Linked DNA regions of Mus musculus: all the other regions are linked to region 4. A link is a loop called in an ENCODE intact Hi-C map of the cell type or tissue named here. Cell type or tissue: gastrocnemius. All regions are shown on one strand.

Region 1 (8,000 bases), 97 kb before region 4:
TCAATCCTCAGGCTATGACTATTATGCTGGACCAGTAACATTCTGTAATTATGCATTACAAGAGTTTCAACCAAATTCAATGAAATTCAATCAGGTTTCCATTTGAATTCAAATTTGAGTTTACTTTAATATTCAGTATGGGTCAGGATTTTCCCTTTTATTCCTTTACTTCTATCAAATCCCCCCCAGCATTATTTGTTGAAGAGACTGCCCGCCCCCACCAACTTTGTTGATGTGTGGATTTACTTCTGAGTTATCTCTTAATGTACCAATGGTTTAAAATAGCTGTTTTTTTTTCCCTTTCTGTACTTTTTTTTTTTTTTTTGGTAGAATGGTAATGTGATGTTTCTAGCTTTGATCATCTTTCTTAAGATTGGCTATTTGGGCTCCTTCATGATTCTGTAGGAACTGTACATATTTTAAAAATATTCCTGTTTTGTAAAGTCATTAGTATTCTGATAGGTTTTACAGAAGTCTGCAGATCACCGTGGGTAATGTGTACATTAATAATATAAACTTGCATAACCCACGTGGTTGGAGTGTCTTTCCTTTTCTTTTTAAAAATTTTCTTCATTAATGTTTTAATGTCTCAATCTATAAGTCTTTTACTTCTTTCACAAGCTGTGCTGGTTAGACTTTTTTTTTTTTTTTTTTTTTTTTTTTGTCAATTTGACACAAAATGGGATCATCTGGGAAGAGGGACTCAAAACTGAGAAAATGTCTGTATCAGATTGGCCTGTAGCAAGTCTGTTAGCCAAATAAACCCTTTCCTCCCCAAGTTGGTTTTGGTCAGTATTTACCGCAGAAATTGAAAGCAAATTGAGACAGTAAGCTAATCCTTAGTAGTTTATTCATTTTTAAAATGTAAGTGGGGTTCTTTTCTTTTTTCTTCTCTCTCTCTCTTTATTATTTATTTACTTATTAGTTTAATTAGGCTTTAATAATTTTTTAGGGGTAAATAGTTTCATACTATTCATGTTCCCCCAACATAATATTTTCATTATTTATTTGGGAAATGTAAAACCTACACATGGATGGTAGAAAACTTCCCATGTATGACAATGGGGAAAGCATGTGATATGGAGGCTCCTCAGAAACTCACATCTACAGCTACTGTATGTCCCACTAGTGAGGACCTATGCCATGCAGGTGACAAGGACACTGAGGCAGAGAGCTAGGCTGCCATGCTCGCTGCAGTGCTGGTCACAATAACCACTGAAGGGATGACCTAAACACCTTTTGTCAATGAAGGGGAAATGTGTATTATTACTAAGGACACACAATGGAGTAGTATTTTAAGAGGAGGAAAGCCTATGGTTGACAGCATCAGAGATGAACCTGGAAGAGAATATGATAAGAAAACTAATGAAGAAAGAAACTCAAGACACAAAGTGAAACACTTCCTGGTCACGCTTCCTTGTGCAAGCTAAAACAGCCAAGCTAATTAGGATGCACAAATCAGGATGGCATCTGCCAGAGAGTAGAAGAGGGGCGCGGGATTAGATGGTGCTGACTGAAGGATACAAATCTCAGTTATAAGTCTCAAGAACTTCACGTTCAGCGTGTGATTCTAGCTAACTAGGTTGTGTAGTGTACTGGTATCGAACAGGAGAAGGCTGTTTAACACACACACACACACACACACACACACACACACACACACACACACAGTGTCTTGGTTTGTTTTCTATTTCTGGGATAAAACACTATGACAAAAAGACAGTTGGAGAGGAAAGGGTTCCTTTGGCTTACAGACCCTGATTGGTCACAGTCTGTCATTGAGGGAAGTCAGGGCAAGAGCTGAAGCAGGGCAGGAATCCGGAGGCAGGAACTGAAGCAGAGGCCGTGGAGGAGAGTTGCTGGCTGGATGGCTGATCTTGATGCCCTCAGCTTGCTTTCTTATTGCACCCAGGAGCTCCTGCACAGGGATGGCCCGCTCACAATGGGGTGGGCTCTTCCATATCAATTAGAGATCACGAAATGCCCCCACAGACTTGTCTACAGGCCAATCTGACGGAAGCATTCTCTCAGTTGAGGTTCTGGGTTCTAGCCCAACAGATCTTACTTAACCTGGGGTAGCAACCCCTTTTGGGGTCGAACTACTACCCTTTCAAAGAGATCACCTAAGACCACTGGAAAACATATATATTTACACTGATAGATCATAACAGTAGCAAAATCACAGATATGAAAAAGTAACAAAAATGATTTTATGGTGGGTTGAGAGCCACTGGTCTAGCCTTTGAGTCAGGGCCTCAAGTTGTCCAGGTTGGCCTCAAACTTGGTCTGGCAGCAAGGACAGCCTTTACTCTGATCCTCAGGCCTCTGTTTTCCTGGTGCTCAGGGGGTAGGTGCACATTTTCACTGCAAGCAAGGTTTGTTAATTCACTTGAATGCGCCACTCATTTCCTAATGAGCATCAAAACATAAGCGGTACGCTTTCAATACATACACTCTCCTTTAAGAGCGTAGCTACATTCTAATAAACAAAGGGACATAAGTATGCAAGCCGTAGCGTTAGCCCGACAAATACCTTTGCTGACTAAGCAACCACGCTGCTCCATGGTAGGCATTACCTAGGTCTAGTGAGGTATAATTTACGGCCGTATTACATGCAGGATGGATATTAAGCACGAGTTGCTCAGAGTATTCAGGGCATATGTACGTCTGTGTGTGCACGTGTGTGTTCACATGTGTATGTGCAGGTGTGCAGACACTACGGCAGCATGGGGTCAGAGGACAACCTTGGATGTTGCTCCTTTTTCCCCCACCCTGTTTGAAGCAGGGTATCTTGTGTCTTTTCATCACACACGCCAGGCTCGTTGCTGTGACTTTCTGGGGGACCTTCTCATTTCACTGAGGTATGCCGGAGTCACAGGTGCACTGTACCACATTTGGCTATGTCTGGGTTCTAGGGATCTGAACTCTGGTCCTTACATTTGTCTGGCAAATGCTTTATCCACTGAGTTATTTCCCAGTCCTGTTTTTTTTTTTTTTTTTTTTTTTTTGTTGTTGTTGTTGTTGTTCTATCAACTTAATACAAGCCACAGCCATCTGGGAAGAGGACTCTCCCTCTGTTGAGAATGCTTCCATTAAAATGCCCATAGGTTAGTCTGTAAAATCTATAACGCATTTTCTTTAGTGATAATTGGTGTGGGAGGGCCCACTGGGGACACCGCCAGTGTCCTGGGTTGTATAGGAGCAGACTGAGCAAGCGATGTGAGCATCACTCCTCCATGCGCTCTGCTCCAGTAGAGCCCTAACTCCAGGCTCCTGCTTGAGTTTTTGCCTTGACTTCCCTTCATAATGGAAATATAAGACGACATAAACCCTTTCCTCCCCAAGTTGCTTTTGGTCATGGTGTTTCATCACAGCAGTGAAAACCTAAATGGAACACACTTCTTCCCTGTCTCTCTGTTTTTATGTGACAAGTGATTTTGTTTCTTAACTGAATTGTGCTTGATTGGCAGTGATTCTGTGCATGAGGGACAATACAGCTACAATGTCTAAGTAGCTCACAGCCCTGACTAGTCTCCTATATTTCTCAGAACCTGTTCATGAGTGGGAGAGGACTAGAAAGCAATTATATTTAATATATATAATATATAATATTATATAATATATAATGTACATAATATATAGAATATTATATATACATATATATATGTGTGTGTATGTCTGTGTATATGTGTATATATACATATATATATTCCTTTGTGAATAATAACTGGATGGAGTCCACTAGTGATGCCCGCATTCGCGTGGATATGTGGTCATCCACTGAACAAAACATGGACTCCCAAGGCAGAGAGTTCCTAGACTGAAGCCAACTCCAAGATAAAAGGTGAGACTTGTTTATGAAATGGATGAAAATAAGCAATAAGGTGGAGGGAAACAAAGTTTGGATTTCAGGCCATCATTTTTATACGGGGCAGGACTTAGGAAGCTGAGGTCCAGGGAGGGACCAGGGAGCAGAAACAGAAGAGTGGTAGGAACAATCCGTGAATGAGGCAGCTGTAGCTCTACACGACGGCCAGCAGGGGGAGCTGCAGCCCATTCTTCACCTCACACTGCCCAGGTGAGTAGCTCAGAGTCCCCAATCTATTTACTGCTGAAAGACTTGGTTAAGCCACTTAACCTTTCTGTTCAGTGGAGGTGACAAAGTGGAAGTGAGGGTTAAATGAGATACTATGGGGACCATGCATTTATATAATAAGGCAGCTCCGCGAAATGAGAAGGGACTGTACCAGACATTCAAAATGAGACCCCCAGCCTACTAGAAGACGGTGCCAAGGGGTAGCGCACCATATAACAAGGGAGGCTGTTGCAGTTATTGACCATTTTAGATCTTGGTTTTGTGGAACACTAGGTGCCTCATTTCTTCATGTTCAGAGAGAGGTCATATATAGGAAGTCCAGAACCCGGAGTTCTGTGCCTTTAATTTGCAGGGAATCCTTGCATTGAGGTGTGTTCCTCCTTTCTTTGACTGTTCTTGGCAGAAAGTAGCCACATAAGCTTGGGTTCAGGGTCTGAAGCCAAGGTTAGGAGGCTGACCAACACGCTACCTAGCTGTCCCTGAGGTTTGGGGACCTTTCGGCTCACACATGCTCAGAGACCACAGAGGGCTTGCACATCTGAAGAGATGAGGGGCAGGCTGACCACATCAAAGTGATCACCTATCTGGACATTTCTTAAGGCACAAGTCCCTCAGCCATCATGGTGGCTGTCTCTACCTGCCTAAACTTGGAAGAAGAATAAGATCTGGCCTGGACCACTGTCAAGGGCTGGAGGATCTCGAAGAAGTTTCCTTAAGGTGACTATCTACAGCCCCTTTGTGGGGGCCTGGGCCCTCATTATCATTTACTACATTTTCTCCTAAACACCCCAAGGACTTTTCTCTGGAATAAATGAAAGACTAAGTTACTTTAGAAATAATACTACTTTTCATTAAAACCTTTTCCTGACCCTTCCAGTCTTGATGACATATTTCCTGTTCCATGTGACTGGGTTCCAAACTAACAATTCTAATTTTCTACTATAAGAGGGGAAGTGTGTGGCATCCTTTGGTCCCTCTGTGAAAACCCTCCTTTCCATCAGTAGCCCAGGAAACCACCCTGTGACAGAGTGAAGTAAAACAGAAGCGGGAAGGTTGTTTCCAGCCTTTCCTAGAACCCTGGGGAAGGTGTCTCCTAAGAGAAGGTGATGGCTTTGATGCGATTATAAGGAAGAAATGTGGGCATGGAACAAGGAGTACAAGGGTAATGTGGCCCATTAGCCTGACTAAATAAGAGACATGCAGAATTTGTCTCAAGAGTGTACCAAGATGCTCAAAACAGAAACTAGAGTTGAAATGTTCCGGAGCAGGCACTATCCATCAGAACACCTGTCCGTATGTGGATGCTCTGGCTGTCCTTGAAAAAAATGTTCTCAGTTCTCTTTCATGCAGGAAACTTGGATGCCTTTGCTGATTATTTTAGTTTTATGGTGCTGTGGATTGAACTCAGGCCCTTGCATGTTCTAGGCAAGAGCCCACTTCCAGTCCAATATAGAAAACTCCTAGGATGTCTGATGCCAGTGTCTCACAGGATAGACTTGATTTACAGTGTGTGATAGAGAAAAAGGTCACTCCAACCTTCTAGAGCATTCCTGAGGATTAACATATTAAGGAGCCATACTATACAAGACAGTGGCTACTAGCCACATGACATTAAATGGCAGCCACAAAGTCAAATGGTCTAAAAGTAAGCAAAATAAATCTGCTGAAATGACAATGATCATATATAGAACCTAATAGCTTTGGGCCACTCTTTGATCATCCTGAAATGGTCTATGACAGCAGTTCTTAACCTGTGCGCCTTGAACTCTTGGTGGCAGGGAGTGTCAAATGACCCTTTCCCAGGGGTTGCATACTAGATATTAACATAACGACTCACAACAGTAGTAAAATTACACTTATGAAGTACCAAGGGAAAAATTCTATGGTCTGGGGGTCCCTACACCACGAGGAACTATATTAAGGGCTGCAGCATCAGGAAGGTGGTTAGGAACTAATCTGTAGGATGGAGGTACTCTGGAACTTCGGAACTCCTCAGTTCTTCCACTGACACCCCCCCTCCCCAGAGGACTAAGTCCACTTGTCTTACCCTCTTCCCAGAGCCATGAACCTCATGGCCAAGGTCAGCTACCCGAGCCTCCAGAACTCCTGAAGGAGCTGACAGCCACAGAGATGTGTGGTGGAGGCTCTCCACTCATCACCATCCTGGACAAGAGATTCCTGGCTTGCTTCACCTCACAGAGCTGGTGAGTGGCACAGTAGGGAATTTTTTTTTTCTTTTTTTTGAAACAAGTGTTTTTCTGTGTAGCCCTGGCTGTCCCGGAACTCACTCTATAGACCAGGCTGGCCTCGAACTCAGAAATCCGCTTGCCTTTGCCTGCCAAGTGCTGGGACTAAAGGCGTGCGCCACCACTGCCCGGCCATAGTAGGGATTTTAGACTGGCTTTGACTTGGCCAGCTTGAGCTTGCTCACTCTCTCAGCCCAATCATTCTACCATGGGGCGTGAAGTCTAGTCACAAGTTTCTTCCAGTAGGAAGTCTCCTGCAGAGTCCTCAGTCCTCCACAAGGCTACTCTATCAACCAGTCCCTCTCTTCCCCTGGCCAGGACATTCTGACCCCTCATTGCTACCACTAAAGCCAGCAGCAGCAAAGGGAATTCCAAAGACTCACTGTATAAAAAGTTCTTCCTTTCGTGGCGGAGGGTGGAAGGGCAGGGTCCTGTCTGGCTTCGTGAAGGGCTTTTCTGAGTGTCTGGTAAGGCTAGCTGCAGGGGCCTTTCAGAGTAAACCCGGCAATGAACCTTAGGTATGACCTCCCTCAGGACCACAGAGGAAGGGAGCTGCTTTCAAGGTGGGTCAGGAACCCAGGCAGCCTTTATATCCATGCATCCCAGAGAATGCCCACAGATTTGGGGTCACCTGGGGGTCTTTGGGCCACTCTCTTGCTCTATACCAGAAGTGTGTACAATCACTAGGCGGTCTCTCCTCTCTCCTCTCAATGTACCTGAGTGTGTACATTTACGTAAGGCTCCTGCAGTGAGCAGGGAAAAGATTAAGGTGAGGTAAGAAGATGTCTAAGCTGGGAGTGGAGGTACACACCATTGACCCCAGCCCTGAGGAGGGAGAGGCAGGGCATCCACTGGGAGGAGGTTCTTTCTTGCCTTCATGTGGGTTCTGGGGATATCCAAGTTATACTAGAATGTTTCTAAACACAACAGATATTTACATTCGAACTATTTGCCCATTTCACTGTCACGGAGCATCCCAAAGATGCAGGGAGATATTTAAGGGTTCAGTTTGGAGTATATTGACCCTAAATCAGTGGTTCTCAACCTTTTTAGTCCTGCAGCCCTCGAACACAGTTCCTCAGGTTGTGGTGACCCCTAACCGTAAAATGATTGTCTTTGCTACTTTGTAACTATGACTTTGCTACCATCATGAGTTATAATGTAAATATTTAGAAAGACAGGCTTGCCAAAGGGGTTGAAAGTTGCTGCCCTAGACTGATACATAAATAACTCTTACCATGATGGGCTCAGACCACTGGCTAATGCATGTGGGTATCAGCCAGTATTTTCCAAGCTTCCATAATTGTCTTAGGGATCGGTACCCCAAATCAGTATGTCTTTTATCATCATCTTTTGTACCTTGGTGAATCTTGGGCTGGTAAATTGTCCAGTGGCTCAAAGACAAAGCAAGTAATTTCTGAGTGTCCCGACCTTGCCCCAGGCCTCCTGGACTTAATTCTATTAGCCTGAATCTATTCCTTGCGCATAATCTCAGAATCGGGCACAGTATTTTCCTGTGTTACTTACTGTCAGGATTGCAATTCCCATTATTATTTTATAAATCAGGGCTTTTACCCTAACAATGCAGAGGGCCAGTTTTGGTGGTGATTGTACTCTAATGGACCAATCTGGCCGCAATTGCGATATAAATAGACGAA
Region 2 (8,000 bases), 260 kb before region 4:
CGTTTAATTACGGAGCTCCGGACCCACATGCATCCCACACAGGAGATAACGGATGTCGGCCACGAGGCTTGAAAGCTAGGGGTTTTTATGGGGTAAGGGGCTTAGGGGTGTGGAATTCAGCATAGCGACACACTATTGGCTTATTCAAACATTAACAGAAAGGGCATCAGGACTTTGTTCCTGTGGGCTGGGGGCTTATCTTTGTTCACATAGCAACCAGTTGATGTATGACTTTACCTGGTGTCAAGGGGCAATAGACAGAGGGGAGGTTCCGGCCAGATGGTGTTGACTTAGATAATATAGCCCTGCTGGTCCTTGCATATCTTTTTATCTTTACAGTCAAGATGTTCTTAGGAATGCCTTAACAACAGCCCTGCCCTGGCATGCCTGGGGGCTGTTTTGCTTTGTTCTCAGTCTCAGGCTGGGGCAGTGGGCTCCTAAACAATTCACAAGTTACAATATTTCATCTTCCTTCATTATTCCCTTCCCAGTCCACTCTCTGACCAGTCCACCCCTGACTGCTCCACATCCCATACCTCCTCCCTTCCCCTGTATCCATGAAGATGTCCCCACCCCACCCCCTACTTGTAACTTTATATATGAATTGTTACCCACTGCGTTTTAACTCCTAACTCACAAAATTATGTCTCCTCCTTCTCCTCCTCCTCTTCCTCCTCCTTCTTCGTTTTTCGAGACAGGGTTTCTCTGTGTAGCCCTGGCTGTCCTGGAACTCACTCTGTAGACCAGGCTGGCCTTGAACTCAGAAATCTGCCTGCCTCTGCCTCCCAAGTACTGGGATCAAAGGCATGTGCCACCACTGCCCGGACATACATTTTCATTTCTAAATATCTCCATTGCTGCCTCTCATACCTCCAGCCCACATTCCCTCTGATTCTGGACTTCTCTTTCCTTGTGCCTATTTCATTTCATAATTTAAATACTGATACCCTTTGTTTTAAAATCTATGAATCAGCCAGGTGGCGACGGCGCATGCCTTTAATCCCAGCACTTGTGAGGCAGAGACAGGTGAATTTCTGAGTTCGAGGCCAGCCTGGTCTACAGAGTGAGTTCCAGGACAGCCAGGGTTACACAGAGAAACCCTGTCTCAAAAAAAAAAAAAATCTATGGGGCTGGTGAGATGGCTCAGTGGGTAAGAGCACCCGACTGCTCTTCCGAAGGTCCAGAGTTCAAATCCCAGCAACCACATGGTGGCTCACAACCATCCGTAAGGAGATCTGACTCCCTCTTCTGGAGTGTCTGAAGACAGCTACAATGTACTTACATATAATAAATAAATAAATCTTTAAAAAAATCTATGAATCATATCTCTCCAACCAACATCTCTCAATGCCATGCCTGACACACAGGGCACAAACCAGTGGCTATGTCTCTGAGCAAAACAAACATTAGGAATAGACATGGGGCACAAGGCTTCCTACTGCCCTTGTGCCTTTATTCCTTTATTTAAAGAAGACCTAAAGGATTATAATATATCAACTCACATACATCATACATTACTCATATATCAACGGACATAGGGGATGTCAGAACCATGTTGGATCTTTTCTCAGCAGCTCTAAAAGCAAGGGAACTACAGGCCTTACCAGAATGCTTAGGTTTAACACACAGTCACACTGTAAGATACAAAAATCAACGTAAATACAAATTAGTAGCTTTCATATATGCCAGTGACAGACTTATAGACAAATGAATGAAAAGTAAATCCCATTCTCAGTAGTTAAAAAAAAAAAAAAACAACAACAACCGAACAAACCACAAACGACAAAATAAAACACTATCTGGAAATAAACCTCGTGAAAGACCTCTCCAAGGAAGCTTCAACCCCCACTCCCCCTCCCCCCCACAAGGGCCCACATGCTTAAAATTAAAGAAGCTATCAGATGATGGAAAGACCTTCCATTTTCTTGCATTGACAGAATTAATATTGTGAAAAGATTATATTGCCGAATATGATCTCTCTCTGACTCTGTCTCTGAATTCCCACCCCCGTACCCCCAAGGTCTCACTTTGTACCCTAGCCTGGAATTTTCTTATATAAACCAGGCTGCCCTTGAACTCACAGAAATCTCCTCTTTCTGCTTCCCGAGTGCTGGGATGAAAGGGCAAACAGTGTTCTTCAAAGAAGAAACACAAATGGCCGGGACAGAGTGGAGGGAGGGAGGGAGAGAGGAGAGAGTTCGAGATAGGGTAACTGGAATGAACTATATATGTGAATAAAACTGTTAAAGAATACGTTCAATAAAAATTATAATAAAGAGAATTAAAAGTTGTAGAAATCGCAAAACACTTCAGCTTATCACTTACTATTATTAGATACTAAATTGGGAAAATTAGGTGGTATTTGAATCCTAAATTACTGATTATGATAATAGTAATGATTTTTTTAAAAAAAAAACCTAGTTCTGATGTTATGGCCATTTTTCAGATGATAATAAAAATGAAAAATATATGCTGAATAATTTATAAGAACAGAACAAGTGTTTTAAGGGATACTAAAAAGAACCCTTATTGCTACAAAGTAGTATAAACTTGTGGCATATTCATACCTTGAAAATATGCAGATCAGAAACATTGATATGCAAATATTATGTTTTGAAAAATAATGAGTACAAGTAAATGCTATTTTAATTTAACCTTATAAAGCTAGTCCGTTCTAAGAGGGGGTTATTATGCTTGAATAACAGTGCATAGTCTATATAATCAATTAAATATAATCTTATACAACAGAAATCTTTAAAAAATCAATCTTATAATGAGGATGGATGTGAAACTATAATGGCATTGTGATGTGATTATTTTCTTAAAATAAATTCCTATCTATATTAAGAAATGTTAAACATCCTTAGTCATCACGGAAACGCAAGTTTAAACCATTTTGAGGTTCAATGCATCCCAGTCAGAACAACTATTGTTGAGCAAACAAATGACAAGAAATGCTGGAGAGGGTGTGAGGGAAGAGGGGCTTTTAATCACAGTTGGGCGGACTATAAACCAAGTCCAGCCATGATGGAAACCAGCACGAAGCATCTTCAAAAAATAAATTCATAGAACTATATGATCTATCTATACCACTCCTGGAACCCCAGAGACAGTTGTGTATTTATATTTATTGCTGCTCTATTCACAATGACAGGGAAATGGAATCTGCTTGGATGCTCACCAATAGGAAGACAGAATTGAAAACGTGGCTTCTATCTGGAATTTTACTCAGCTGTGAAGGAAAACAATCACGAAATTTGGAGAACAATGAATGAATTTGGGAAAATATTTCTTTCTATATAGTACCATTGAATTATTAGAAACTATTATTTCGAGTGTGGGATGACAGACTCACATCCTCTTTCATATGTGGACCCTAATTTTCAATGTGGGAATAGGCTACAGAACTAGGTATGAGGACAGGGGAGTCAGAGTGTCAAGAAAGGGGTTGGCGACACCGTGACATGAGAGCGGACAGACAGAAGGCTAGTGTGGTAGGCATGAGGTAGGGGCGGAGAAGGCGAGGCCAGGGTCAGAGGAACAACAAAAACAAATTTTGTTTGAAAAAATCCCACAACGGAACTATTTGTGTAATAATAAAAATTAAAAAAGAAATACCAGGCCTCTTAAAAATGAAAGTTTAGAAAGATAATTAGCAACGAAAAGAACGTGAATACTATTTCCTGATATAGCAATTCATAATTCAATGCTCTACAAGAGCATAATGGTTAAACAACAGCAACAGAATAGCAACAACAATAAAAGGAACAGCCAGGCGCCAGCTCGTGGTCATTTCAACATGCCAGACGATGGCAGCACAGTACCACGAGACAGTCTCAGCTTCCCAAGTCCCTGTGATTAGCGAGGAGACTGGAGTGTGAATCAGACCATTAATGACCCAAAGAAACATCTTTCTGGACGGAAATGCTTAGCCTTGTAGGGTTAAAGGAACCTGCACTCCTGTGTGTGTGTGACAGTTGTGACAGTTGTTGATAGAGTTGAATGTGCTTCCTTTTTGTGTTTCCACCTCAGTTTAGATCCATCCTCCGTCTGCCTGTCTGTCCTTCTGTCCCTTCCTTCCTTCCTCCTTTCCTTCCTTTAGGAAGGCTTCAGCCGATGACAATATGACCCCGCTGCCTTTGGATCAGCGAAAGTTTCTGATAGAACATTCCATGGTTTTGAAACCAGATGAATGGTATGCCCTTCCTACTCCCTTTTAGATAATTATATCTTTATTGAGCTCGTTGAATTTTTTTTTTGTTTCTGCCAGTCTCTCCTTCTCTTACTATGCTCAGTACGAATTTTAAAGGCTTACGGTCGCAGCGACGGTTTGAGAAAGAGGAGCATCACCTCTGACGTCACAGTAGCGTCATCATCAAGCGAGTAAGCCATTATCTCTGCACTGCTTCCCAACCCTGAGTCCTCTTTGGTTGCTTCCGCTTTCTAAAGTAGAACCGCACCGGTGGCTCTTTGCGAAGAAGTTCGCAGTGTATTTTACGGAGTGTTAGGCAGCTAGGTGGTGAACACTCTCCGTACTCCTCAGTCCCTTCGATGTGTGACTTCAGTCCACTAGCTTGAGTCCTTGGCAGGGTCCATGTTTCTTTGGAAGGATGATAAGATTGCATGTCTTAATGGTCTAGATGAAAATGTTAGTCCAAAAGAGCATGCAAGCAGATAATAATAATGGAAAAAGCATTATAAGTTTTCCTGGCCAATAGTAATTTTTATATGTGTGTTAATTATATTACCCATTGATATATAAATGCGCAAAGAATCTCATTTCTTTTTCATGGATGAAATACAGATAAAATGGAAATGGAGAAATTCCAGTAGGATTTTATCTTAACTCCTCTCAGATGACTGTCTGGGGATTTGGAGCATAAACAGGAAGAAGTAGGCTAGTATTCGTCCATGAGTGGACTTTTCCAAAACTATGGTACATTCCCCTTTTATATGGGTAGTTTGGTTGTGGCTTGGCATCAGATTTCTGATCAAAGTAGCCTATTCTAGGAGGTTAGTGGTATTAAGATTAAGATTTTTTAAAATGATTTTTTTTGGTTTATTTATTTATTTCGTGTATATGAGTACACTGTCACTATCTTTAGACACACCAGAAGAAGGCATTGGATCCCCACTACAGATGGTTGTGAGCCACCATGTGGTTGCTGGGAATTGAACTCAGGACCTCTGAAAGAGCAGTCAGTGCTCTCAACCGCTGAACCATCTCTCCAGCTCTTAAGATGCCATTGTAATAAAACAGAAAAGTTATTGATCTTCTTCTCCCTGAGAAGGTGGAGGCCCCGACCCCAGGTATCTCCCCACCCTGGTACATCAAGTCTCTGCAGGGCTCCACACATCTTTTCCCACTGAGGCCAGGCAACGCAGCCCAGTTAGGAGAATGTATCCCACAGATAGGCAACAGCTTTGGGGATCGCCTCACTTCAGCTGTTCAGGGCCCACATGAAGACCAAGCTGCACATCTGCTACATAAGCGTGGCAGGGCCTAGGTCCAGCCTGTGTATGCTCTTTGGTTGGTGGTTCAGGTTAGTCGACTCTGTTGATCTCCCTGTGGAGTTCCTGTACAGTTCGGGGTCCTCAACTTTCCCCCTTTCCTTTTAAAAAGGCAATTAGGATGTAAAACTTAAAATTGAATTGTTGCAATAATTTCCAACCCCAATAAGCCCCCCCCCCCTTTTTTTTAAAGGTGGCTCAGCAGTTAAGAACATTGACTGCTCTCCCAGAGATCCTGAGTTCAATTCCTAGCAACCACATGGTGGCTCACAACCATCTCTAATGATATCCGGTGCCCTCTTCTGGTGTGTCTAATGACAGCAACAGTGTTCTCATATAATTAAATAAATCTTAACCCCCCCCCCCCAAAAAACAGCACACACACAATCCAGTTGTTATATTTATAAGCTGTGTGCCTAGATTGGGCAGATCTAGCGCTTTACTCACTTATTTGCCAGTTCTGAGACCCTTTGCTACTTGCAGTTTCTCATCTTCCCTTCCTCCTCCTCTTCTGTCCTCTCTCCTCCAGTCTAACACTATTAATACTTCATAGTTTACATCAGTGTTATAAATATGTTCAGTGTAAGAAAAGCCCCCCATTTTAAAAAGATTTATTTATTTATTTTATGGATATGAGTACACTGTATCTGTACAGATGGTTGTGAGCCACCATGTGGTTGCTGGGATTTGAACTCAGGACCTTCGGAAGAGCAGTCAGTGCTCTTACCAGCTGAGCCATCTCACCAGCCCCGAAAAGCCCCTTTTTAATGGACAAAAAAGGGAGGGGGTAATATAGCAGCTTGTGCTCTTATGCTAATTATGCTACTCAAAAACCTGTTCGCGTACATAGGACTAAAGGAAGTCGGCCCGTTAATAAAGTTATCAGCAGCCAATGGCTGTGCAGGGAAACAGAAGCGGGACTTTTAGGATTTTTCCAGGAGCAGGAAGAGAGGATTCTGCCATAGTGAGGGCATAGGAGGCAGACCGTGCTGGAAAGGTGCAGCAGGGTGAGCCAGCTGACATGTAGGTGCAGGGAGAAAGTAGCCCCAGGAGGGCTGCCCGCAGGGTCCAGGGCAGCAAAGATAAACTAGAGGTTTAGTAAATACTAACTCAGGAATATCGGAGGGGTGTGTGTGTTAGCCACGGGGAGTTAGGGAGTGGCCCAACCATTGAGTGGTTTAAGGTATTTAAAATATAAGGCTATGTATGTGTGTCTTTCTCTTGGGAATCCAGAACATTGGGGCAATAGTGAGAAGTGTATTACACCCACCGGGAAGTATAGAGTGGATTGACTATCTATGGCTACATTGGATGGCATGCAAAGGGACTATTTTAGCCGGTGTCTCTGTCTTCAGATAGTCACCACAGAAAGAAAAGCATCACCAGTCCCATATAGTCTGCTCTTTTCAAAGACCTACATATGTGCACACAACCATACCACAGGACAACTTCCCAAAGTATGACAGTTATTATGTTTTCAGTAGAGGGCTTATTAAATTTGGCTTTAGCAAATATTGACTGTCAGGAACCATCCAGGAGAGATTAAGGCTAGCCAGTGACTTTCCTTGAGGTAGCCCCTATTTTTGCATGGCCTCTGATGGGTGAGCTCTGAGAGGCAAGGTCCCAAGAGACTTCATCTTAGGATGGCTTCTTGCAGCTGATATGCCTTTTCCTATCACTATTACATAGCCTAATGATTCCTGAGCATCAGCCCACCCTATTGGGCAGATTTCAGGCAAATCAACATAAACGATGAACTTTCATGAATTAATGCTGTTTAGATGAATTAATGATATATATATTTTTTCTTTTCGAGACAGGGTTTCTCTGTGTAGCCCCAACTGTCCTGGAACTCACTCTGTAGACCAGGCTGGCCTTGAACTCAGAAATCCACCTGCCTCTGCCTCCCAAATTCTGGGATTAAAGGTGTGTGTCACCACTGCTCAACTTGAATTAATGATTTTAAAGAATTCCTGATTTGATTCAAATAATTCTAGGAAGAAACTTTTGAGAGATAATTTTTGTTATTTTGGAGAAAGGTATAATAAATTTAGAACCAAGAATAGAATATGCCCACTCCTCATAGAAAATAGTAAATAAAGGCTGAATAATAAGGAGTATAATACATTTTCACAATTACACTAAAAAGAGAAATAGGCTTGGACAAATGTGATCAAGGAAAAACATTCACTCGGACCCAAGGATGAAGACCCAAGTGTGCACTATGATAAAGCAAAGTCGTGTGAAAACTGTTGCTTTGAGCTTAAAGAATGAAACACTGCTTTGAAGTTAGTATCAACTTCTTTTGTAACTTCCTCTTTGTGTAACATTTTATCTATGGGGTAATTTTCTAGAGTACTTTTGTCTAAGAAGTTATTTTAAAAAAAGCCAGAGGGAAGGAAGGAATAATTGTGACATCTGGGCTCAGCCCCATCCACTGAATGTCTATATGTTTATGTCTCTTGGTCTATACATACGTGTGTAGGTAT
Region 3 (8,000 bases), 61 kb before region 4:
AACATCTTCAGGAAGTCCCTGAAACTGACCAAATTTACTAGCTACCCCTAAGAGTAAACGGTAAAGCTGATGAGAGTCACTCTCAGACAAGACAAGCTGCAGAGAAGACTGAGACCAGACCAGCTGCCTGGAAGAGATTTAGACCAACTGAGTCACTTGAAAGATATTCGCTTGAACCTGTTGAACTGCCTACACACTGTGCAGTATGCTCCACGGTCACAGCCTATATGAACTGTCACCCATGCTTGGATGGGTTTTGGTGAGGCAGCTGTCTTTGAGTCATTTCTGCTTCTGTAAGTAATCCTTCATCCATATTTCTGTAAGAAGCCCCATTAAAACTCATTAGTTACCCACACTGAATTTTGATAATGTCCATACTTTTGGCCTGTCATGGGTTCCCTATAGAGGGTAAATAGATGCATGTGTGTTGCATCTCCCCAGGAAAAGTCTCATCATGCAACAAGGACTTCATGGAAATAAAAGCTTTCTGTACTTCTTCAGGTACGCCAAATGTCTCCATCACCCTAAGATGAGAATGTAAAATGTGTAGAGAAGACTATCAACAGATTTCCAACCTTTGATTTTTGTTCATGCCCTCAGTACCTCTTTTACATGTTTGCTCCCTATCTGCCGCACATATCTGTCTGAGGGTCTATGCTGTGCCAAGCCTCTGATGCCACAATATTCCCCTCATTTCCATGAATTTGGTTCACACTTAGCTAACTGACTGGCTTTTCAAGTATGCAGACCCTAACCTAAAAGAGCTCAGTGGTCATCTTGTTCTTTTGTGCCTCCAACTAGATAATCATGGGAATCATGTGGCCAGTTATGCTTCTATACACACACCTCTAACACATACCTTCTTTTTACAAGACATAACACACAGTAAATAGTTACAAAGATTGGATAAATAATGTTTACAGTCACATCAAAGTTTGTACAGAAGAAATTTAAATTCAAGTAATTCTATATTCTTGTTTTATTTCAATACAAGACATGTGTTGTCCTCTTAAAAGTGGAAATGCACTGTGTACTCACAGACTTACTTAAGTATATTTTTTAATATATGGGAGATTTAATTTACTAATAGAAGAACCAATTTTATGGCTATTTTCCATGTCTTTATTATATCAATGTAATCCTACTTAATCACAAATAATTTCTTTTTGGGACATTAGGGATTAAACAAAACGTGTTCTTCCACTGAATTATACTTCCAGCCTCCACTTTCAAAAACCTATGTTTCTACTATATGTCAACAGAGAATTACAGCTGGGTATAAAACTCCCTCTCAACTATTAGCTGCTGTTTTCATCTTCTTTGGTTAATGAGGGTTGAGATGTGAACACTACTGGAGGCGAACAAGCCACCTTGCCTCATTTACCCATTTTTACCTTATTTCCATGATTCTTGTAATGTGTTTTGGGGGTCTAGTTGTGGTTACACATCTTCTACTTCCCCCCTCTCAGGGTGTGTAGACACTAGTCTGGAAGGATGAAGCTGAGTTCAAAACAGGTGGGGTCTGCAGGATCCTGGTCTGGCTAGGAGTGAGTGTCAGGGGGGTTGGGGAGAGAGAAGGCCTTCTCTGAGGATCTTGGTGTTACAGCTCTTTTAGATAAAGGCCTTTTCTGACAGTCTTCAATGAAAGAGCTCTCTAAGATGATCTTAGCTTGTGTTTATTCCTTTATTTAAGGTGAGGTTGTACACATACACTTTATTTGGGGTTAATCAAGGGTTATATAGTTTTAGGAAAGGGGGTAGGAGTATATAGGGTGGACAAAGGTCATTGGCTGAAGGCTAAGGGTATGAGGTGAGATGCCTCATTAGCATGGGGAGGCATTTCAGGAATCTCAGATGCTTGCTGATTCGGTTCTTAGTTTCTTATCTTATTGAGGAGAAAGGAAGCTTAACCTGTAATTTCACCAGGCCTGCATGACATTCCACAGGTAGAGGGTATGGGGGTTTTGAGTTCCCCAGACAAGGTCAGAGAAGGAGAAACCCTACTGATAAAGGGAGTCCCCATTTTATGCCGAGCTCAGAAGGCTTTCCAGACAGTGCTAGACTGAAGTGTCTTAATTACCAAGGCCTGACAACTCTAGTAGAAAATGTTGACATCTCAGAGAACTCTAAGATTCAAGACAATAAAATGACTGAACTTAAACCCCATTTCTAGGTACCAGCAAATATCTCTGGTCACCCAAACTGGGAACATAAGATGGCACACATTTAGAGATCTTCAACTTCCATGGAAAGAACCTCTTGGTGTTTTGTCATATGTATTAGAATGTTTGATCAAAAATCTTCCAAAGAGGATGCATCCTGTTCTGTAACAGTATCTTCAGGAGGCAGGAACAGGTTTCCCTTTTCTGTGTGCTGGACAGGAAGTACCATTTGATCCCCATGGGTTAGCAGAAGGGGGATGCTGGCAACCACACTGCTATAGTAGGTGTAGAAGATGCTCTAACTCCTCAGCCATGGGAAATAAAAGCACAGGCATTTGATGTCTTGGCTTATTGAGATCATATCACTTATTTCTGATGTTTACCTGTGAGTCAAGAATAATTTTGCAAAACATTGTTAAATCTGGATTCTCATGACTCTTTCCCGGAAATCCCTTACCTGTCCCTTGAGTGGGTGTGTTACATTTTAGTGAGGGGCTGTACAGTTTGGGGTAATTCGGTTGGATGTTCCCCTGGTTCACAGTCTTAGTAGCAGCAATATGTAAAACAACACAAATCTCAGGTGCCCCAATGGCTGTCTCCCTGCCCTGCCCCCATCTTCTCTTGCTTATTTGGAATTAGAATGGCACACAAAAGACAGATCTTTAAAGTGTATTTAAGTGACGTTTATTCTTTAATAGGAATTATAGTTTTGTCTTCTCAGTTATCTTCAGAATAATCCTGTGGGGGTAGATTGCTTTTCTTTTCTTTTTTTTCTCCTCCTCCTCTTCCTCCTCTTCTTCTCCTCCTCCACTTCCTCTTCCTTCCTCTTCTTCCTCCTATTTCTCCTTCTCCCCCATCCCCTCCCCCTTCTTCTTCTGCTTCTTCTTATATCTGGAAACTGAAGCCAACATAATTAATCCAGGAGGCCAGCTCTACAGTTTTAAGCAGAACTCTGAGTTCCAAAGTCCCTGTAACTTCTATACTTCATCTTAAGATGAAATAACTTTTAAAAATATTTTTTAATGGGCCCAAGATATGGCTTAAGAGATCAGTGCATTTTCTGTCAAGACTGACAGCCTGAGTTCCACCCCCTGGACCCACACCATGGAAGGATAGAATGAACACTCTTGCAAGGCCCCCTATCATCTCTGCATGTGTGCATTACCCTGGGACTTATCTATGGAGCTCAGCCAGAATTAAATAGGGAATTTTCCAAAACCATAGTTCGTCCTGAAGTCCTCTTTATGAATTATGGTTCATCTTCCCTGAATTTTCCTGTTCTTCTGTCTACCTTTCTTGTTAGTTGGGCTGCAGGAAGCTTTGGAGCGAGGAATAGAAGAAAACAGGGATCAACCTGCACTAACAACTTTCTCTAAACTGGTGGAATATGAAATGACAGCCACTTAGAGAACTTAGTAAAATGCAGAACCTCACAGGGTGACAGTTAATATTTGCACCAAAGTCAGTTCAGGAAGAGAAGGAAACAGCTTACATGGGCTCTTGGCAGTTAACTCAAACATTTACCATACTTCTTTCTGACAGCAGAGGGCGCTACGCAGCACAGGATGGAGAAAGAAGAGAACAGGCTTAGATTTGTGCACAGTAGGTCAGACCCTAGCAACTCTAGTTCAAGTTAGTTTATTACTCTTACATAAAGCAATATCACATGGCTCATCTTTTAAAATTCTCAAATAGTGAATAGCACTTAAAATATGAAGCCAAAAATGCTTAAGGCTTGATATACTTAAATATGCAGCCATTTGTTTGTTCTTAGTAATACATTTTATCCCCTGTGGTAGGAACCATTGACAAGGAGGGAGGGAGAAAAGGAGGGAGGGAGAGAAGAAGTGAGGAAGGGAGAGGAGGAGGGAGGGAGATAGAAACAGAGAGGTGGGAGGGAAAGAGGGTGGGAAGGAGGAAAGAAGAGAGGGAGAGAGAGAAGGAGGGAGGGAGGGAGGAAAGAAGGAAGGGGGAGAGAGAGAGGTAAGGAGAGAAAGAGGGAGGGAAGGAGGGAGGGAGGAAGATAGAGAGAGGGAGGGAGAGAAGGAGGAAGGGAGGGAAAGAAAGAGTCAGTCTCTAAGAATTTGTTTTTATGGTCTACTGAGCTGCACAGCCTTCTATGCCTCAGTCTAGTCCCAAAATGCATTCCGTGGATAGGACGAGGAAAAGAAAGTGCCTGTGGTAAACTCTGGTGTCTGGGGTGCGGTCATGGGAGCCTGTAACCCCAGATGGCTAAGGCAGAAGAGTTGCTGTGAGTTTGAAGCCAGCCTGGGCTACATAATGAAACCTCATCACAAAAAGAGAATTAAAGAGAGAAAGAAAGGTAAAAAGGGGAGGAGGAGTGTGGAAGAGAAGAAGGGAGGGAAGGAAGGAGGGTTGGGAGGAAGGGAAGGGAAGGCAGTTCAGTCATGATTTTAGACAGTTTTAGAACTGCCTATTCCTCGACAGTTCTGTTAAGTTTCTCAGGGCAGAAGAACTCTGAGACCCAGTGCTGAGATTCGGTTCAGCCATTTCCAGGTCCGCTCCTGGGCTTATTTTATGTGATTTTTGCTCCATTTCCACAGTGTGTAATTTAATGATGGAGCTCAAAGCTTCGCGATCCCTACATCCTCTGATTGAGTGTTACAGTAGCTGGGTTCCTGCCTCCTTTGCGCACAAGCTCCCCCCCTCCTCCCACCATCTCAGCTCAGCTTCCCTCCAGTGATCCAAACAGCCTTCAGTCTGAAGGTTGGCTAGGCTATGCTGCTCATGCTTTTAAACCTGCTTCTCAGCCAAATACTGAGGCCCAAGGATCAGACAACCCCAGGAGGTGGGTACATAGCAGAAAGCTTGCTTTCTCTCACAAAGATGCACGGGGCACCTGTTATTCCAGATGTGATCCTAGGCTTTCAGCACGCAGTAGGGAACAAAATGGAAGAGGAGAGAATGCAGTTTTCTGAGGGAGCCGACATCCTCAGGGAGGGACAGATATGAAGACATGCAAATATCTGTCGAGTGGGACTGAACGCGCTACATAAAAAGGGAGCAAAGAAAGGAGAGGTGGGAAGCAGGTGCTAAGGGTGAAGATCTCACCCAGAAGGTGACGTGTTGTTAGCAAAGATGGAAAGGAGTTAGCTTGGATTCTCTATGCGGTATAAAAAGCTTCGGGGAGAAGCTTGAGCAAGGACTGTGGGTGGAGCTTGTGCCATGGGAGGAGCTTGTAGAAGGACTGTGGGTGGAGCTTGTGCCATGGGAGGAGCTTGTAGAAGGACTGTGGGTGGAGCTTGCACCGTGGGAGGAGCTTGTGCAAGGACTGTGGGTGGAGCTTGCGCCATGGGAGGAGCTTGTGCAAGGACTGTGGGTAGAGCTTGCGCCTTGGGTGTGAGGACTAGGAAGCTGCCTGTGTGTCTGAAGCAAGTTGAGAGGACGATAAGTGAATGATCTGAGGACTCAGAAGGTTCTTTTGGTGTCCCTGAGTGTATTAGTGTATGTGTGCTTGTGCATGTGTTGTGTGTACCTATGTGTTAGTTGTGTGTTAGATGTGTGTGTATATGTGTGTTAGATGTATGTATGCGTTAGGTATGTGTGTGTGTGTTAGTTGTATGTATGTGTGTGTATGTGTGTGTGTGTTACATGAATGTATGTGTGTGTGTTAGTGTATTAGGTGTGTGTTTTGGGTGTATATGTGCGTGTTCGGTGTGTGTATGTTAGATGTGTGTGTTAGGTGTATGTTTGTATATGTTACATGCGTGTATGTGTGTGTCTGTGTATTAGGTGTGTGTGTATGTTTGTGTGTGTATGTTAGGCGTATGTTTATGTTAGATGTGTGTGTGTTATGTGTGTGTATGTTTGTATGTGTTATGCGCAGGTATGTGTGTGTGCCTGGGTGTTAGGTGTGTTTGTGTATGTGTGTGTGTGTTTTCTGAACACTGGCTGTGCTACTTTTACATGCTGGACCGCATCAACTTGAGGGCTCACAATGCACGAGAGGGGCTATCTTGGCAAAGGGGGCGTGGTCTCAGAGAACCACACGGTCCAAGGCAGCAGGAGCTTAAAGAACATCTCCCCATACTTTAGCTGAGCAGGAAGCAGATTGGAACCAGTGCTGGACCTACCTCCATCCCTAGGCCCCACAACCTCAGAAAACAGTGCTAGCAGCCCAGCTGGAACCCGGTGTTCATAGGGATTAGACCTAACCCATAATGCCAGGGGAAGCTTGCTTTCTCCGACCACTGAACCCTTCTGCCAGTTTACCTTCTCTGCAAATGGAGGGACTGAAATACACCACCACATTGCTGTATTAGCTAGGATCAGCCCTAGTTCTGTGTTGTGAACTGGGAATCAGTGTAGCATGTCAAGTACCCCGAGTTAGACCTTGGGCTTCAACAGAGCTTTATAAACAGAAAGCTTTAGGTAGTTACCGAGCATTAGTATTGCTTTGTGATTATTATAAAGCCAATAAGTACCAACCATTGTTAGCAGGGGTGGCAACAAATATCCCATCACATAAACCCTACAGGGATTTTTTTTTTTTTTTTCAGCAAGAACTCTGTGTATGTGTGTGTGTGTGGGGGGGGGGGGTAGGGGTAGGAGTTGAGGAGGGGTGGTGTGTGCAACAGCTCTCAGGCCCCAATGCCTGACAATACTGTAGCCATTACACAGGACTCGGTCACTTTCCTTAATAGGAAAGGTTCACATGCTCTGCCTGGCTGAGGAATGCTTTGAGTGTCTTTCTCCTACTTCCTGATCCCAAACTTGTCCCTTCCCAGCCACCATTCCCCCTACATTTCAAGTTGAGACCAACTCGAGGTTCCCAGGCTGGGAGGGAAACACAAGGGCCCTTTCTAAGTTCTCTGCCAATTTTTATTTCTTCCAATAATACAAACCCTGTTTTTTTTGTTTTTTGTTTTTTGTTTTTTTAAATCGGCCAAATAAATAGAACCAAAAAAGGCAGTCACATCCAAAAGAGAGATTTATGAGATTGGTGCTTGAAGGGGCCCCTCCTCCTCTGTGCACGTGGCCATCCCTGCTCCCCAGTTGGGCCCTGAGGTCTCTAGGCCTTGCATTTCTGAGCCAGTTATAGCTCAGTCCCGCCCACAAGCCACTCCTCCCTTTTCTGACCTCCTTCCTCCAGGCTGGAGTTTACAAGGTGCCACCCTGCCTGGCTTTACTAAATGCAGCCCTTCAAGGTGTCTCTGCCCACGGGAAGCTCTATGAACAGACTTGTGGCATTTATTAGCAGGAGAGGGAAGGAGTTTGGCTCATCAGAGAGCAGCTGGAGACAGGGCTTTTCAAAGGCATCCACTGACCTCTGGCTAGGCTGCTGGGTGCCTGCAGTTGCAGACTCAGAGGACTTCTTGGATCAAGATTTCTCTCTTCTCTCCTCCTCCTCCTCTCCCTCCTCCTCCTCATTCATTCTCTCTCTCTCTCTCTCTCTCTCTCTCTCTCTCTCTCTCTCTCCTCCCTATCCCCTCTTTGCAGCAGTGTCCTGACCTTGCAAGGACCCCCATCCCTCCCACCCCCCACCCCCCAATCCATCTCCCTACATTGTGTCTGTCTGGTGAACTCAAGCTGGGAGATTAATTGCTGCTATCACCCCTAATCCATCACACTTCCCAAAGATTGTTTTGACATCTAGTTAATTTTTGGCTGATGATTTATCAAATTCTTATTACCGAGCTCTGAAGGGGCTCATTTATTGTGTTGATTCATGGTAATGATAAAGGGGAAGCCGTTTGAATTTTAACTACATTTCCCTCGTGCTTCTTTACCCGGTGTAAAAAAGAATTAAAGGGGAAAGGGGAGAGGGGGGCAGAGGAGACACAGCCAGGAAAGTCTTAAACAATTCAGAATGTGAAT
Region 4 (8,000 bases):
TTTCAACATATGCTTGTTTTTCTGTTCCTTCTTTCTGACCTTGGCATTTTCTTTCTCCATTCCTTGGCTCGGCGTTGTCCTGTGGCCAGGTTTGCCTCTCATTTGTCAATGTTATTATTGAATTTTCAAATGCCAGTAGTACACATAAATCAATGGCTTTCTTCTCCCTACTGGCATATCCCTGCCACATGTGGTCATTCATTTTTTTAATAAGTCCTCCTCTCCTTTCACCCATTTATAAAAATGCATCTTGCTCCTCCGCCACCGTCCATCACTGGCTGAGCCCAGCTATTTGTTGCCCCTCCGTGCTTATTCATCAACGTTTTCAAAAGCAAAATCACTCTTCGCCTCCTGCTCTTATTGTACCATCAATCTTGACCAGGGGATCAATAAACTTCGCTTTTGCAATTTTCCCCCCCTCCTCCGGAGCTGACTCTCTCCAAAGTGCGGTCTTTTTATTTACATTTTTAACTGATCGTCAGTTGGGGGGGGGGGCGGGGTTGGGGGGGGGAGGGGGTAGCGGTGTCAGGGAAGCAAAGGGCTTTCATTTGCTCCCGAGGCAGCAATAACCATCCATGCATCGGTCATTTAACACGGTAACCCAGCGAAATTGATACTCGGCTCTTCCCTGCTCTGGGTCCACTCGCATAAATCATAACCCCAGGAAACAAAAGCCCGGCCTAGCAGAGTATCTGCCAGACAGGACGGACAAGGAGGAAGGCAGAGCGACTCACCCACTTACTCCAAGGCTTGTAGGGAGAGAGACGCACGCTGACGTCCGGGAATTCCTCTGCTGCCTTTTATTTGTGTTCAGGGAAAAAATTACATGGAAAGACACTGAAGTGTGTGTGTGTGTGTGTGTGTGTGTGTGTGTGTGTGTGTGTGTGTGTAGGGGGAATCAAAGGGATGAAGGCTGAATTGAAGACCAGCAGACGTGTTAAAACTGACCCAGCATATAAGCCTGGAGCTGACTGGCTTATTAAGTCTCTAGACCTGAGGACACACCCGGCTCAGGGGACTCTTGCTGCTGTTGATGCTTCCAGCAAGGAGGGCAGGTTAAGAGTTACAAAACTGCATGGATGCAAGTGAGTTGCCTCTGAAAGTCAAAGAGATTTTCCTTTTCCTCTTCTCTTATGCTTGAGTCTAATAACACTTACCCAAGGCTAAACTAGAACAGATACAAATAAGATGACCAGGAGGCCCTGATGGGATGATAATATTGTCCCCCTCACTTTGGGTCTTAATTAAGACCCACGTTGACTAAGGGAAGTGGGGGAAAAGGATTTATACTTCTGAATACTATTCCACACTCACTGATGGGTAGAAGACCAACCTGCAGGTCTCACAACTTACTAAAGTCACTTTTGTGCCCATGGTTCAAGCCATGTAGAGAACAAGTTACTTGCACTTAACAACAAATTTGTATACAGCTCCCTGACTCCTAATCCAGCCATTTTTCATTGCCTAATGCCAGTTAGTCCTCAGGAGTCAACTGCCATAGGTCAGGGCGACCCAGTGACTCCATGAGTGGAGCTTGAATCTGGTCTAAGAGGACAATTTGCTTTTTCATCTCTGGAGCCACCAGTCTTTTGTCACAGGTTTGACAATGGAAGTTCAAAGTTCATGAGACAAAGCGGACCCAGAGGTCTGCTGTCGGCTCTAGTGGGCAGAGAAGCAAGAGCCATGAATCCCAAGACAAGAGGCCCATTCCCAACTGGGGGCAGACAAATAATTATTCTTGAGTCAGTTCCCTCTGTTTTTCTCAGCCTTAGGTGCCTCAATTCCAAAGTTAAGGAATCACCTCTGGCATGTCTGAAATCCCTCTTAGATGTGCTCACCACAATCTCTCTGGCCCCACAGTGACAGTCAAGAGCCTACCGACACCACCCTGACCAGAGCAAGGCACCGTATGACATCCTTCCTGTCTGAGGCACTGTGCAGACCTGAAGTGCTTCTGGACCAAGCAGGTTTGCAATGGACATTTGGCAAACATGGCCTCTCTTTAGTAAATCTCGGTAGCTGTCACAGAGGAGTGACAGGACTGGATTAAGAGGCTTTAGATATTTAGATTTCGTGGAGAAGGAGAATTACAAATAAAAATATGAAATAAAGATCTTTCCAGACAAGCACGGTGCTGTCAACTTTTAATTTCTCCAAATAATCATTACAAACTATGACGAATTATTTTTTCCATTGTGCCATGGAGGAAGGACACCTTGATGCCAAGGTTTAGGAAGAACTCATCGCTAGGGATAAGTACAGGTCCACTGACTGCTGTTGGAGCTGGTATAATAGCCTCTTGGCCCATCAAGCTAAATGATGTGTTGTCTCCAAGAGACAGTGTGGTGATAACCCCATCTCAGACTTGTATATACCCACAGCACACAGATCAGTTAGTAAATATATGTGCATTTTCCTGTGGCTTTTAACTGCTAGGTACATAAATCTCTGTCCTATCAATGAGACTCTATGCTCCTTAAGTACTGAGACCATTTCTTAAACTCTTCATTCCCAGGTAGAATTAGCTTAGTCATCTGTTTGTGTCTATTTGAGATTCAAGGGATGGCGCCGTTTTGTAGCTAAACTGGGCAGAAGGCAAGAAGAAGCTGAAGCTGTGAAGTGTTTGGTGGGGTCACATCAGAAGAGCCTATGGGATGGACAGACACCAGGTCCAGACGGTGTGAGTGATGCGAGTGGGCATAGCCCCTGAGTGCCTTGTGCCTGGATCTCTGAAGCCCATGTTGTAGTGAGCTGTACACATCTACGAGAGAGTCAAGGAGCACAGAGAACATAGCGATTCTGAGCAGAGGATTCTAGAAACCCCCCACTGCCTGTGCTTTCCTCTCTTCTCGAGAGAGTAACGTGGCAACAAACAAGACTCCCAGTCAATTATGCTGGCTCCGAAATGGCCAGCCTAGGCAGACACTGAAAAAGATGCTGGCTGGCATATCAACCTCGCTCTCCTTTAAGCTAGTCCCAAGAAAGGTCCCAGAGAACACACAGCCCGGCTTGAACAGTAGCCAACCTATCAATTGCAGGGTAGATTTAGTCAGTCCTGGGCTTCGGGCTTATGTAACTTCAACTGTGTTTTGCTTACAAGCCAGAAATAAACAATGGGTGACCAGTCATTTTTTAAAAGCCAGCTCCCCTGCAAGGAGAAGAGAGAGGAGTCCAAGAGGCGGAGGGAGGAAGTGCCTGCCAAGAGAATAAACACAACCCCAAATCTCCAACATTTTGTGGTTTGACACTTAATTGATTAGCTAATTTGAGGCAGTAAGATTTAGTGTTTCTGCAGATGAGAGTCTGAGGAGTAATTATAGCCACAGCTCCCATCCCCGAAGAACATGGAAGCTGCAGCTTTTCACAGGTCAAGCAAGCATCAGAGCTTGCACGTTACAGCGGATAGAAACTGGTTTTTGGAACACGTCCCCTTCCAGCCCTGCGTGCCAGGATTGCTCCGGAAAGGTCATCTGGTGCCTTTATCAGCATAGACAAAATCCCCTGCCTGTAATGTATGTGTTTATTCTCAAATTAAATATATTAATGTATTATTTGTTCTTAAAATGTCATGGAATAGATAGTGAGCTGAGCTCTCCTGGCAGACCTTTGAAGCTTAAAGAGTAATGTAATAATAGTACATTAATCCATAGGCCGTTCAGTCATCTCCCCGTGGAGGCCTGGCCTCTGAGCATGCTACAAAATGCCGGATTTGCAGCTCGTGATTGTAGGAGTCCCTTTCCTTAACAATGGGAGGTTTGATAGAGGGGTTCTTACTTAAGCCAAGGAAAGGCACAGGCTCTGTATTATTTTGAAGAGATCCTACTGAGGACTTAAAAAAAAAATAGGCAAAAGCCAACATGGTCCAGGATGCAATTTCAGGGAAATTGGGGAGTGAGCCAGAGAATTTCATTATTTTATTTTATTTATTTATTGTTGTTGTTGTTGGTCTCCTTTGGCTATGTCTACATAGTAAGTGTGATGGGATCCCAGCTTAGTAATTGGGTACCACCCCACCCCAGCAGCAACTGCAGCCAACATAGAGCAAGCGCTGCTTAGGTGGGGCTTTGAAGGGGAGAGGCGCTGTCAGCCCAATGATGTGAGGACATGTGGGAAGGAAGGTACACTGGAGAAAAGACTTACAAGCCCAAGTGCCATTTAACCTGCACCCGCCAAAAGAAGGAAGGAAGGAAGAAAGAAAGGAAAGAAGGAAGGAAGAAAGGAAGGAAGGAAGGAAGGAAGGAAGGAAGGAAGGAAGGAAGAAAGAAAAGGAAATGTCTTCTGAAGTGTCAGTGAATAAATTGTACATATTTTACACCCTACCCCCAAGCCCCCCTCGGCCTACTCTGTGTCTTTTATTTCTAGGTTTCGGTTCAACGGCTGCGATTCTCCACGTCGAGTAGTTGTTGCTGTACCGGGGGACCCTGGAGGCTAATAATGCCAGACATGTTCATCAAGAGATGGCTTTTGGAGACATGCCTATGATTTCAGGAAGACAGAGTTGGTTAGAAGACTTCGAGCCTCAGCCAGTCTTGAAACTTTGGATCTTGCGTGTCCTTGAGGAGTTATCACAAACTGAGGCAGAGTTCCCCAATTCCTTCAGTGGCCAATCATTATTTGTCTCCCCGGAGAAGGCATATAACCTTGGGCCGAGAACAGTTCCCTAGGCAGGCAATTCTCAGCAGCTATGCATCTGCAAGCCTTCAGCAGCCAGTGCTCCCAGCGTCTGGGGACAGATAGACTGTCCCTGAAGAATGGATCTGCCTGGGAGAAGAATCCCAAGCAGTCCCCTGGGGTGTCTCTTCATTTCTCAACCCTTTCCTGAGAAATTAACTTACTGCTATTCTCACCAGTTGTTCTGACCCGCTGCTGCCCTCTGGTGGCTAGTGGTACAACTACCCCAACCAGGAAGGCTCCTTTGATCCCTGAGTGTCAGGGGGTTCATTCCCACACATGCGCCAGGATGCACTGTTCCTAATGCTGAAGAAACTTCTTTTCTTTTCTTTTCTTTTCTTTTCTTTTCTTTTCTTTTCTTTTCTTTTCTTTTCTTTTCTTTTCTTTTCTTTTCTTTTCTTTTCTTTTCCTTTCCTTTCCTTTCCTTTCCTTTCTTTTCTTTTCTTTTCTTTGCCTTGCTCTTCTCTTCTCTTCTCTTCTCTTCTCTTCTCTTCTCTTCTCTTCTCTTCTCTTCTCTTCTCTTCTCTTCTCTTCTCTTCTCTTCTCTTCTCCTCTCTTCTCTCTTCTCTCTTCTCTCTTCTCTCTTCTCTCTTCTCTCTCTTCTCTTCTCTTCTCCTCTCTTTTCTTTTCTCTTCTTTTCTTCTCCATCTTGAAGGTTTTCAGAGTCTTCAGATTTTCAACTAAAACACACTCGAGTCTAGTGAAAGCCTTGCTACTTATCGAGCGTTTCCTTGGTGCGGTCTTGCGAGATCAAGGTCTTTCAGGGAATTGCGTGTGAGGCCTGAGAGTAGAGCGGACTCAAAGGGAGGCTCTCCTCTCTTCTACATGGCCTAGAGCTGGCTAACGTTCAAGGACCTTCCTTGCCTTGAACCATGTGGCCCAAGGGCAAGCGCAAAAGGCTCTCTTCACTGAGTGTGATCTCAGGTCCTAGCGTTGGTATTTACTACTTGTAAGGTGCTGTTTGGATCTCTTGTCTAATGACCAGTGTCTGCACCTGCCGAGTGTTCTAGTACCTACTGACCAACTTGTTCACAAAGCATTGAACTTGGAGGGCCTGCAGAAGCACATGGCAAACTCCTGGCTTTATTCAGGAGTTGATTAGTATTGCATATGAGTTTCAAGGACCACCCAAGTGTCCTCCTTTCAAACCTAAGGCTATTAGTGATTGAGACCTGCAGACCTCAGCCGGCCACACACTGATCTCCGGATGCCTGTAAAGGTATCCAGGAAAAGGGGAATCTTCTCAGAAAGATCACTACATCGTGAAGGGCATGCAGGTACAAAGATAAATGAGTGGAAAGATAGGAACTTCTCTATAGACCTTGGTATACCTTTGTGTGCTCACAAAATGGCTTCCTGCTGTAGAGGCTGGGGGTAGCACCCTGTTCTGCCAGACCTGCCCTGCAAGGTCTTATGCCCTTAGACATAACCTTTCTAACAAGATAGCAAGCCTCACGGTGGAACTGAACCACCACTGTGGAAACACACGAAGAGACTGGTCTCTACAAATCATATGTCCCGAGCGGGTGAAGTCAGTGTGGAGCTACATCCAGGAGACTGGGTACCTGGAAGTCAGTCCAGCCAATGCTGAGAGGCCATGAGAACTTTCTGAAGCCCTTACAGGCACAGTGGGATCACTCCCTTGTCCAGAAAATGGACGTGTGTGTGTGTGTGTTGGGGGGGGGTAATGCTACATTCCCCTTAAGGAGCATACTTGTCAGATATTTTGCAAAGTTGAAAAAGTAACATGTAAGCATATATAAATGTCCCTACCACTCTCCATATGCTACTTGTTTTGCCCAACTTTTAACTGATAGCAATAAATACCATCTTAGGAAAGACTCTGGAAGGGGCAACGTGAAAACTACCACACAAAAATTAACACAGCATAAAAATCAAGTTTCTGAAGTGGTTATAATAGACATATGTTAGATGTGTCTATAATAATGTTTATTATTATAGACATAATATGTAATATTATATTATATAATCACATTATAGACATATATGTCTTTAGTATAGATATTAGAGAAAGAAGGAAAAATTTAAACAAAGGGGAAATAAGAACACGTGTGTGTGTGTGTGTGTGTGTGTGTGTGTGTGTGTGTAGATCATTTTTGTGTGTGACTCAAAAGGCAAGAATAGCTTTGGAGTCAGAATAGCTGAAGACTGCGAGAGCAGAACACCGCCCAGAGAAACAGCTGTCACACACACCGTGGCTTCTAGACAAACTGGGAACTTTCAGATCAGGGCACTTTGTTTAGGAAGAAGCGAAAGCTGAACAATTTACTTTGAAATTATGCTCATAGAGAATGTTTGATCTAGGTTTTTAACTTTGTGTATGAAAGTGGGGGGAAAAACACCCACTTCAGTTGTCAAAAAAACCCTTGGAGCGTAAAATGTATCCTTCCCCAAAGCTCGAGGCTCTGTTTCGGGGAGTTATGAGCAGTCAGTGTCTACAGGCACTGGATGCTTATTTGGGCAAGAGCAAATGCTGATGTTACACTGTGGAGCAGTCCGATCGATCGGCCCCTGTGCTCTCAGAAGTTCCCAACAGACATACCAGCACAGGATTCACACGGTGCTGTGCTGTCCAAGAGAAAACTTACCATCTCTTTGAATTCACAGAAAAGGGAGTCTAGTTCCTTGGCCTTTCTTGTCTCCTGGGACTTGTCTTTCTTTAAGCCATGGGGAAGAGGTGAGGCTGATATCAAACATCAGGGACACATCTGGAGGCAAGGTTCTATCTCAGTCTTTTCTGTCCAACAGAAACCACTGGAAGGAAAAGATCTTCCAGTTCTAGGCCAGTGAGCAAGTTTTGCCTGGAAGGGGGTCTCCCTACTTCTCAGTGACCACTTTCTTGGGGACTAGAAGTGAGAAAGCTGAACTCTGGTGGGTCAAATGGTCACTGCTGTCTTTACTTTTAAAATAGAGCACAAAGCATGAGAGGAAAAATAACAAAGTGTTTTTCTTTTTCTTTTTTTCCCTGTTCAGCTGCCCTTGCTGAACCTGGACCCTGCACAGTAATGGCGACTGCAGAGCCATCTAAACTGAAGGTGCTAATTCAAGGTCAGTGCCAGACAGGCTTGGAAAGAGATACCAAACCAGCCAAGATGGTGGCTCTAGCAGGCAGGCAGGACAGCTCGAAGGTCTACAGGAGCACAGAGGTGGAGCAGGACCCTTCCCTGTGTAACCTCTGCTCGAGGAACCACAAAGGTCACAGGGGAAACTGGCTGAGACTCCTGCCTTCTGTTCCTGTAATGGTATTAGCAATGACTCTTTCTTACTCAATCGCACTCCCAAAGGATTGTCAATAAACTTTTTATGTG

Evidence for each region. Hi-C counts contacts between places; a loop is a spot of excess contacts. Peaks named below come from ENCODE experiments on the same cell type or tissue, not always from the same donor. Only the 100,000 strongest peaks of a DNase experiment are listed, where the experiment ranks them.
Region 1: it touches region 4 in a loop (11-fold over the local background); 13 of 42 quality-filtered maps call a loop at or near these places.
Region 2: it touches region 4 in a loop (23-fold over the local background); 16 of 42 quality-filtered maps call a loop at or near these places.
Region 3: a loop joins it to region 4, with 3 times the contacts of the local background. A loop is called at or near these places in 14 of 42 quality-filtered maps.

The regions. Positions count from the first base shown.
Region 1 is chr8:26,341,229-26,349,228 of GRCm38, forward strand. No RefSeq gene overlaps it. Among named protein-coding and RNA genes, the nearest start is that of Gm31784, 33 kb to the left of the region's middle. In gastrocnemius, a CTCF peak has its summit at 4,044 (motif pointing right); a DNase peak (open chromatin) is centred at 4,045.
Region 2 is chr8:26,180,570-26,188,569 of GRCm38, forward strand. No RefSeq gene overlaps it. Among named protein-coding and RNA genes, the nearest start is that of Thap1, 26 kb to the left of the region's middle. In gastrocnemius, a CTCF peak has its summit at 3,803 (motif pointing right); a DNase peak (open chromatin) is centred at 3,820; H3K4me3 peaks cover 556 bases; H3K27ac peaks cover 391 bases.
Region 3 is chr8:26,377,183-26,385,182 of GRCm38, forward strand. It overlaps Gm31843 (a long non-coding RNA gene), which reads left to right and starts at 4,564. Exons shown (of 3, transcript XR_378836.2): 1 at 4,564-4,971. In gastrocnemius, a CTCF peak has its summit at 3,705 (motif pointing right); DNase peaks (open chromatin) are centred at 3,703 and 7,243; H3K27ac peaks cover 1,148 bases.
Region 4 is chr8:26,438,415-26,446,414 of GRCm38, forward strand. Gm31898 (a long non-coding RNA gene) reads right to left here and starts at 1,000. Exons shown (of 6, transcript XR_378838.4): 1 at 735-1,000. In gastrocnemius, a CTCF peak has its summit at 4,886 (motif pointing left); DNase peaks (open chromatin) are centred at 3,008, 3,431 and 4,866; H3K4me3 peaks cover 210 bases; H3K27ac peaks cover 1,140 bases.